2 separate regions of the Homo sapiens genome follow, and region 1 is linked to region 2. A link is a loop called in an ENCODE intact Hi-C map of the cell type or tissue named here. Cell type or tissue: sigmoid colon. All regions are shown on one strand. Each heading gives the region's core, and the rest is flanking DNA. Links, peaks and the distances in the headings are about the cores only. Region 1 has its middle 380 kb from the start of CCSER2. Region 2 has its middle 260 kb from the start of CCSER2.

Region 1 (4,394 bases), core at 175-4,174, 120 kb after region 2:
GGAGTCACACCTGCCCAGCCATTCCTACTTCCATACACAGAGTCAGTTGTGTTTATTTGCATACACTTTTACATAGACACACATCGGGCTCTGCCTAGCTTTGTGGCAGCTCATTTTCTGTGTGTATCAAGGACAGTGTTTTCACTCGAAATGAGGTTCTCCATTCATTCCTGGGACTCTAGAGGCAGACTCGTTAAGAATGCATAGCCAGCCTGCTCTTCTGCTCTGTGAAGGGTGTTAAATACTCACATACCACAGCTCTGCCAAGGAGCAAGGATAAATATGGCAGGTATGAAATGGGTCTAAATTGCTCTTGATGGCTCTATTCAATAATGTTGGTCTTTTCCTTACAGTGCTATATAACAATAGTCATTTTCAAAATGGGGTGCTGCAGTTGTTTTTAAGGAGGAGTTGACAATTTTGACCTACAGAGTAGTAATTTGCAAAATGTTCTTTCTTTGAGCCATTCACTGGGAAATGCGGGAAGCCCAGAAGTACAGAACTTGAGGCAAAAACGGCTGTAGCTAATGATAGCCTAAGTGCAGAGAGAGCACACAGGCTGTGCAGTGATGTTCTGGAGTCGGAACTGAGGCCAGGGAGAGGCAGAAGTGAGAGTTTCATTATAGACAATTGGGCTCAGAAGACCCTGAATAAATCTTATTTTACATCACTTTGCAGGCACACTTTACATTGTTGGCTCTGCACTTCACAGCCTCAAAATGGGATTCGATCCAGGGAAGTAACTGCATTAGACAAAGGGACAGTGGTTTCTAGAACCACTTACAATAGTTACCTGTTAAATGCTCTGAATCCCCCAGAACATGTGCTGAGTGCTTAGATTATTTATGCAAATTCATAGGAGTAGTCCAAGGAACTCTGCCTGATTTTGATTGCACTTGGAAATTACGGGTACAAATGATTTGTTCTTTCCTCTCTCATGCTTGTTTATGTGAGTACCCAAGTTGTGTATATTTTATGTATACTCATCTCAGGCACTTTTACATTATTATTATTATTATTATTATTGTTATTATCATTATTATTTGCTCCTGAGTGGGATATTCATTTCTGAATTTTCCATGTTTCTCCACCCTTGCACACCAACGTATGAAGGTAGACAGGCAATTCTGTCCCCTGACTTGATTGGTGGATGTGGTGGGTGGGAGAGAGAGTTCGTTCCAGGGCCCAAAGCAGAAGAGGCTTTGAAGACATTGCCTTCTCTGGCTTTGAATTTTCTGTAGCCTGAAGCCCTGAAGAAATGTCATTAAAGGCCTTTCAGGGTAACAAGGGGAGGGAAGAAGTGTTTTCTGTAGTCCAAGAAATAAGATTAGAGATCAGTCGGTCAGGACAGGAATGACAGGGTTAGTGAGAGTAGGAGTGCTCCCAGCCTGGTGGTAGCTCTGTAGAAGGAGCAAGACCCTAGGGGAAATCATTGCTTTGTATGACCAACCAGGAAAAGTCACATACAATTCCCAGCCTTAGTAGAAATTCCCTTACCTGTCATGCACCATGGAAGGAAGTACTGCTGGATCCCAAGGGCCTACTTTTTGGCATGACACCATGAAGATGTCAGTAGCAACCACGATGGGAGCTGGAGGCTTCCCTGCTGTTTTAGAAACATCATTTATGTGTCCACTTATTATAAACTTGGGAGGGAAGGAGGCTTCAGTAACAAATGAGATTGAATTTTTTGTTGACAATTATTTTCTTACCTTTTCAAAACTATATTTAAATGGATGTGAAGACCAATTAATAACAATAGGGAATAGAAAGCTGGGTGAGGAAAGGTATTTGGATCCCCAAAAGATGAAGGCCTTCAGGAGGAGATCAGTTGAGTAGGATTTCTGGTTCATCTTTTGGCTTCTATGTCTTCGAGATTTTATAACAGAACCTTCTGGGGAAGTCAGTGGGAAAGGCCACACAGGAGGCTCCAGGGCCTGCAGGGGCATGTAGCAAGGGTGCAGTGTGGACAAAGTGCTGGGTGTTCTCAGGAATGTGGTTAGGAGGATTGGACTGCTCTCAATTTTCTGCTTTTAAATTTACCATGGCCAGTGACAGGCTTTCAGGGTAAGGACAAAGCAGAACACTTCAGTGGGGGTGACATTAAAGTCCTAATGAGAGAACTTCATCATCTCTTGATTCTGTAAAGTAAAATAAGAATAAGAATCTGGGCTAGGCTCAGCCAAACATTATCAGTTAAAAACATTTAAGAATCGACAGCAACAGAAGACACGCTGGTGCTACCAGCCCTCCGCGTGTCTTCCTTTTTAATCCCTGTGCTTCTGTGTGCTGGCAGCTCTGTGCGGGGCATGGTGACTGCCCTGAGCATTAGTCAGGATGGGCTAAGTTACTGTGGTAACAGTAACGTCATATCTCAGTGGCTTAAAACAATAACATTTCTTTCTCTCTCACGTTACATCCTCATTGCACGTGGACTGGAGGCTCTGCTTCATGTCAACTTCACTCAGGCAGGGAGGGAGATTCCTTCTTCATGTTTCCCTGGAAAATGGGCCACTGTCCTGCTTTCAACACTTCAGAGCCCCAAGCTTTGGAGTGCCTTCCTTGAAATTGTCTGTGTCCCACTCTGGTGGCTGTGACCAGCAAGGGCTGGCAGGGTTCCCCGAGTTTGGATCTGCTGCCAAATGGGTCCCAGTTGTTGGAAATGCATACCTTGAAATTTTCTACGTCCCCATGCAGTACCTGGGACTGGCGGGGCCAGAGCTGGCAGAGCTATCTTGGTGGTGTACCCTGAGGACACCTCTGAGATGACTGTTGGTCCCAGTCCTGTTTCCTTTTGTGAGAGTACTTGCTGACCAGCTATCAAGTTTATGGGGTCAGCCAGATGCCCTGAGGACCATCTCACCTCAACCTTGCACCTATGGGTTCATGTTGAACCCAGCAGCCAGACCCAGGTTCCAGGAGAGAGGTCTGGAAAGTGAACCACTCCAGCTGGCCACCATGGTGCTTGTTTTATGGGCACTGGGGCACCAGAATGGTATGAAAATGCTGATTTGGGGTGACTCTCACTCACGTTAGATACAGGATGAATTCAGGGATCTGGGCTACTGACAGCCCACTGCTGATTCTTGCATTTGACCTGTGCATGTGGGTCCATGTACATCATGCATATTCCAATCACAGCTGCCTCTGGTCTGTGGCACCCAATGGGAGCAGGAGTGGTGATGGGGGTTCTTTATGCTGTACACTTTCTCATCACTGGCTACCAGGTGGTCACTCCACCCCCTCCACAGTCTCTATGACAAGGGTTTGGTAGTTCCCGGGGTTTTGTATTTTTCTCATCTGTTCTTTGTTCTCCTTATTTTTCTGCCTTCTTTTGGGTTGAGTATATTTTATGATTCCATTTTTATTTCCTTTGTTATCTTATTAGCTTTAACTGTTTGTTGTAGTATTTTGGTGGTTACTTTAGAATTAATTTATAGTATACATCTATAACCTATCACATTCTACCTTCAAGTAGAATATTATACCACTTCATGGATAGTATAAGAATCTTACAACACTTTAATACTTTCATTTTTTCCCTCCTAGCCTTTGCACTTTTGTTGTCAAACATTTTACTTCTACATATGTTAAAACCACCTACTACATTGTTACTATTATTATTATTTTGTTTTGAGACAGAATCTCGCTCTTGTCGTCCAGGCTGGAGTGCAGTTCCATGACCTTGGCTCACTACAACCTCCGCCTCACAGGTTCAGGCAATTCTCTTGCCTCAGCCTCCTGAGTAGCTGGGACTACAGGGGCGTGCCACCATGCCCAGCTAACTTTTTGTATTTTTAGTAGAGACGAAGTTTCACCGTGTTGGCCAGGCTGGTCTCGAACTCCTGACCTCAGATGAACCACCTGCCTCGGCCTCCCAAATCTGCTGGGATTACCGGTGTCAGACATCGTGCCCAGCCTATTTTTTACTTTAAATAATCAGTAATCTTTCAGATAGATTTAAATCATAAGAATTTTTTTTAATGTTTCTCCACATGATTGCTATTTTCAGGGCTCTTTGGTTCTTTGTGTACATCCAGATTTCTATCTGAAATAATTTTCCTTCTATGTGAAAAATATTCTTTCACTTTTATGATAGTGCAGGTCTGCTGATAATGGATTCTTTCAGCATTTGTATGTTTAGCATGTTTTTATTTTGCCTTCATTTTTGAGTGACATTTTCACTCATTATGGAATTCTAGGTTGACTTGTTTTTGTTTTTGTTTACCTTTCAGTACTATTAAAGCTGTTGCTGGCTGGGCACGGTGGCTCACGCCTGTAATCCCAGCACTTTGGGAGGCTGAGGTGAGTGGATCACCTGAGGTCAGGAGTTTGAGACCAGCCTGGCCAACATGGCAAAACACCGTCTCTACTAAAAACTCAAAAAATTAGCC
Region 2 (4,394 bases), core at 329-4,328:
TGCCCTGCTCACTGACTGTCCTTACTCTTGCCTCTCCCAGGACAAGCCTCTGGGATCTGCAGAAAATAAATTTGTGGCAACAGTGTAGCCACAAAAAGGAAAAGTAGAGCCCCAGTAGAGGAAGACAGGGCCATGGGTTCTTGGTGAAGGAGTAGGCCCATGCCAATGGACACATAACAGAGGCCCGTGAATGACTTGCTGGGGCCTCAGAGGGAGTGGGAGGCCCTGGAGCTAGGGGTCGGGGGAACATTCCTGGGCGGCTGCGGCTGGCAACAGGAGTGAGTTCTGACCCAGTGGGCAGGAGAAATGGGCTTCCTAAGGACAGTGTCCAAAAAGGTGGTCCTCATCAGGTCCGGGTCTGGCTTGGATGGCTCCTGCTCCACTTTCCTCTTTGCCCAGCAGGAAGTGCCTGAGGCTGTGACTGCCTCAGAGGCTGTGATAATGGAGCAGGCAGTGATGCTATGGTGGGTGGGTTGGCTCCTAAGGAACAAGCTCAGACCTGGACAGAGAGGACTGGGCAGGTGGGCAGTGTGTCAGCCCCCTTCCAGGATCTGGTGTCTGGGAGAAGAATCCCCTCTGCAGGGAACAAGATGTAGGGAGATGGTGGCTCTGAGCATCCAGGGTTTCAGATCTCACATCAGGATGCCTAACAAACCCCAGGGCTCAGCCACTGCAGTTCGGTGTCCAAAAGAGGCTGGCCTTCACTGAGGCCTGGCACCTCTGTTCCTGCTGGCCTGGTGCCAGGTCCCCTGGTTTTCCTACTCACTTGTGAAGGGATGTGTGTAGGCCAGCAGAGTCCCTCCTCTGCCCTGGGAGGCCCTGCACAGATGGAATCCAAGGTGGAACCCCTCCTACCAGCCCCCTCATCCCTGGTGTCTCAGAGGGAGGAGGCCCCCAGAACTGTCCTTGGGAAAATTCAAGCAGGAACTTCGTGTCCAGTCCTGCATTCATTAATAATCACTAAAAATAGCAGAAAGCAACTCAAACCCAACCATTTCCCTTAGGCTAAATGAGCTTTTCTCTTTGCATTGGGTCTGACTCTAGGCCTGGACCACAAAACTCAGAAGTCTGGGGAGTAAGTGTGGGTTTCTAGGACAAGGGCATCTGTCAGGTGGATCAGAAGGAAGAACAGATGCAGGAGTGCTCTGTTCCCCCAGGTGGGAAGGGGCATGGTATGAGGATGGAGGGATTTTGGGAAACTTCTCCCTAGGGTCCTGAGGAACTCAGTCCCCCACTCCTTGTCCTCATCAGTGGTGATCATGGGATTGGGACCGAGAAGACAGGGGCATGGGGCTGCTGCAAGGGAAGCCCACAGTATAGGGACTTGCGTCTCCAGTCCTGGTTAACCTCTGGCTCTGGGCAGCCTCAGGCCCACTAGGCTGGTGATGGCATTGGGAAAAATGGCAGAGTAGGATGCTTAAACAAAGAAACAGCTTGAGACACTTTTCCTGGTTCCCTACTGGCTGTGCGGGTGTAGGGAAGGTGGCTGAGGACACATGGGGTGTGGCTGAGAGGCCACAGGCCTGTGGAGCTAACAGTGGTCTCCTCTGAAGATTTCAGGGGCCAACGCTATTCAACACCCCCTGCCCCCACTCACCCAGAGGAAACCAGTGAGGACCTGGAGGGCAAGTGCATACCTCAGGTCTCCCCTCCACAGCCACAGGGACTGTCAATCCCAGTGACCTTGGCTAGAAGGCAGAGGAGGTGACCTGTAAGACCATCCTCTCTTCCCTGGCTAAAGCCACACCTGTGCAAGGATGGGGAACCAGGGAGAGCTGCCTCATTAGCAGAAAGGGACATTTCAAAGAAGATGAGGACAGAGAGGGAAACTAAGACTGCTACTTCTTATTTTCCACTGTTTCCCTGCTCTGATCTCAGGGTGGGGTTGGCATGTCCCGGGCCCCATGGATCAGTTGCTGCTGGGGTCAGCTCCATCCTTAATGTCCCCAGGCTGACCCGGAGGGGTGGGTAGAAGGCATTTCAGAAAGAAAAGCTGAAACTCAACCCTCATGATGAGAAGCCTTAAGCATTTAGTTCTAGCTGGAACTCAAATACCTAAAAGGAAGCCCAGAGAATCAGAAAAGGGAGGCCGCTTTTTCCTCCCCAGTCTCCTTCCAGCTGAAAGCAGCTTTTAGTTCTGCACTGCCAGCCACCTGAAACAGCAAACCCCAGAAAATGATTTATTCTCTGAAGTTAATGATCTGGAACAATAGATTGCCCCAGTCAAAAATCAATTTTTATTATTTGGAGAAGGGGCTGGATAAAGTCTCCTTTTCACTATCAGGCCCGGAGACGACAATCCTGAATTACGATTGTTCAAGGACAAAGCCTCGTTTGGACTGTGGTTTGGGCACATTCGCAATTTTTTCCTTTCATTAATTCTGAAAGCTTAAATCTGTACTTAGTGATGACTTGTGTAACTCTCACTTAAAATAAATCAGTTAGATTTGGTTTCCACCTAGAGAAGAGTGGCCGGGCACTCTTGGATACAATTCCGAATGAATGGTTATTAAGCGGGTTGTTTGTTTCCTTGAGACTGCCCAGAACACATTGGGCTGGCACTGAGCGTTCACAGCAATGGGCTGCCCTCGCTCTTGTAAGGCAGTTGGAACTAGTCCCAGGGCTCTCGTGAGCTGCAGTTCACTGGGTTTTTATATCATGCGGTGATAGGGAGGAGGAGTTGGTGGCTCCTGCTCACCAGAGGAGGAGTTGGAAACCCAGGGGAAGGGGGCAGCCTGGCCAGAGGCTGCAAAGATGGTGCCAGCTGCAGACCCTGCACTGTCAAAGATGATGCCTTCTCCCGCCTGGTGCTCTGAGGCCCCTCCAGTGGTTCCCTTGGACTGAAGAGCCTTAATCACTCTCTCTTTCCATCAGAGCCAGGTGTCCAATTGTCATTCCTGCTACTTCTTACCTTGTCATGGCTCAAAGCTCCTTGGGACCCGGCTTCTACCTTTGCTCCTACTCTGGCTTCCTACTCCCCAGCCCCAGCCCCTTAATCCCACAGACCCTCCATGAGCAGACCATTCACACTTCCATGTCTTTGCTCCTTCTACCCCCTGCCAGGACTGTTCCTGCTCCTTGACTTTAAATCTGGAGCAGTTGTCACCTTGTGAAGGGCTTGGTGTCTTCCTCTCACCTGGGTGGTGTGTGGCCCCCTTGGTCCCCCCATATAACCCCCATATGATCTTGCATCAGAGAGGTTCTCCCAAGGCCACAATCCTTTCTCCCTACAAGGCTCTGATTTTTTTTAATGGGGTATCACTTCATCACCCAGGCTACAGTGCAGTAGCATGATCAGAGCTCAGTGCAACCTGGACCTCCTGGGCTCAAGTGGTCTTCCCACTTCAGCCTCCCAAGTAGCTGGGACTACAGGTGCACACCAGCATGCCAGGCTAATTTTTGTATTTTTTTTAGGGATGGTTGTCTCACTATGTTGCCCAGGCTGGTCTTGAACTCCTGGCCTCAAGCAATCATCCTGTCTTGGCGTCCGAATATCCTGGGATTACAGGCGTGAGCCACCACACCCAGCCTGGCCTCTGAGTTCTTAAAGGCAGCTCTGACTACTCTCTGTGTTCTCATAGCTCAGAGCAGTGCCTGGTCCACTCTTGGGAGGTGCTCCATAGATAGTGAATTTGTTAAACACTGGAAGCAGCATGGCTTTATTTACATTTATTATAAGCCATGAGAAGAGCCTGGCAAACTTTCTTAAATAAAACTAAATTGTCTTTCATGAAAACTCACTTCTGAGAGCCACAGGTAAATATGTGTTTGTTTATTTAAGATGAAAACGTGATTCTCTTGACTGTGAGTGCTAACCCAGAAGGCTGATTAATATCAGCTACACTCAATCAATCAATCATAATTTGAACACTTTACTTCTTGAAAATGGAGTTTCTTTCAAGAAAAAAATATTGAAATAGGTATTGTTTATTTAAGACTTAGCCCTAAACATAAAAAACAATCTTGCAATTTTAGTTGACCGTTAACTTAATGTGAGCTCCTGTGTGATGTGACTGTTAGGAATATACCGTGAATGTAGGCTGCATGAGGAGAAATGGACATGCTTTTGTGGTAGAGACTTTTATCTTTTTTACTTTACCTTGGAAAATATCTGCTCTGTGATAAGCGGAATAATGCTTCCCCCACCAAAGATCCCCATGCCAATTCCTGGAATTGGTAAGTGTTACCTTACATGGCAAAAAGGACTTTGTGATGAAGATTTAAAAATGTGGTAGGAGAGATTATCCTGAATTACTGTGTGGGCCCAATCTAACCCCGAGTCTCTAAAAGCTGAGAACCTCTCTTGCCTGTGATCAGAGAGATGTGAAAATGGAATAAGGGTCAGAGAGGTGCCATGTTGATGGCTGAAGATGGAGAAGAAATCACAAGTCAAG

What was found. Hi-C counts contacts between places; a loop is a spot of excess contacts. Peaks named below come from ENCODE experiments on the same cell type or tissue, not always from the same donor. Only the 100,000 strongest peaks of a DNase experiment are listed, where the experiment ranks them.
Region 1: it touches region 2 in a loop (3-fold over the local background); 1 of 110 quality-filtered maps calls a loop at or near these places.

What each region holds. Positions count from the first base shown.
Region 1 is chr10:84,704,693-84,709,086 of GRCh38, forward strand. No RefSeq gene overlaps it. Among named protein-coding and RNA genes, the nearest start is that of CCSER2, 380 kb to the left of the region's middle. In sigmoid colon, for the core only: no CTCF peak of the experiment used is centred there; a DNase peak (open chromatin) is centred at 2,399.
Region 2 is chr10:84,588,401-84,592,794 of GRCh38, forward strand. No RefSeq gene overlaps it. Among named protein-coding and RNA genes, the nearest start is that of CCSER2, 260 kb to the left of the region's middle. RefSeq lists enhancers at 1-374, 375-888, 2,245-2,746. In sigmoid colon, for the core only: no CTCF peak of the experiment used is centred there; DNase peaks (open chromatin) are centred at 753 and 2,601.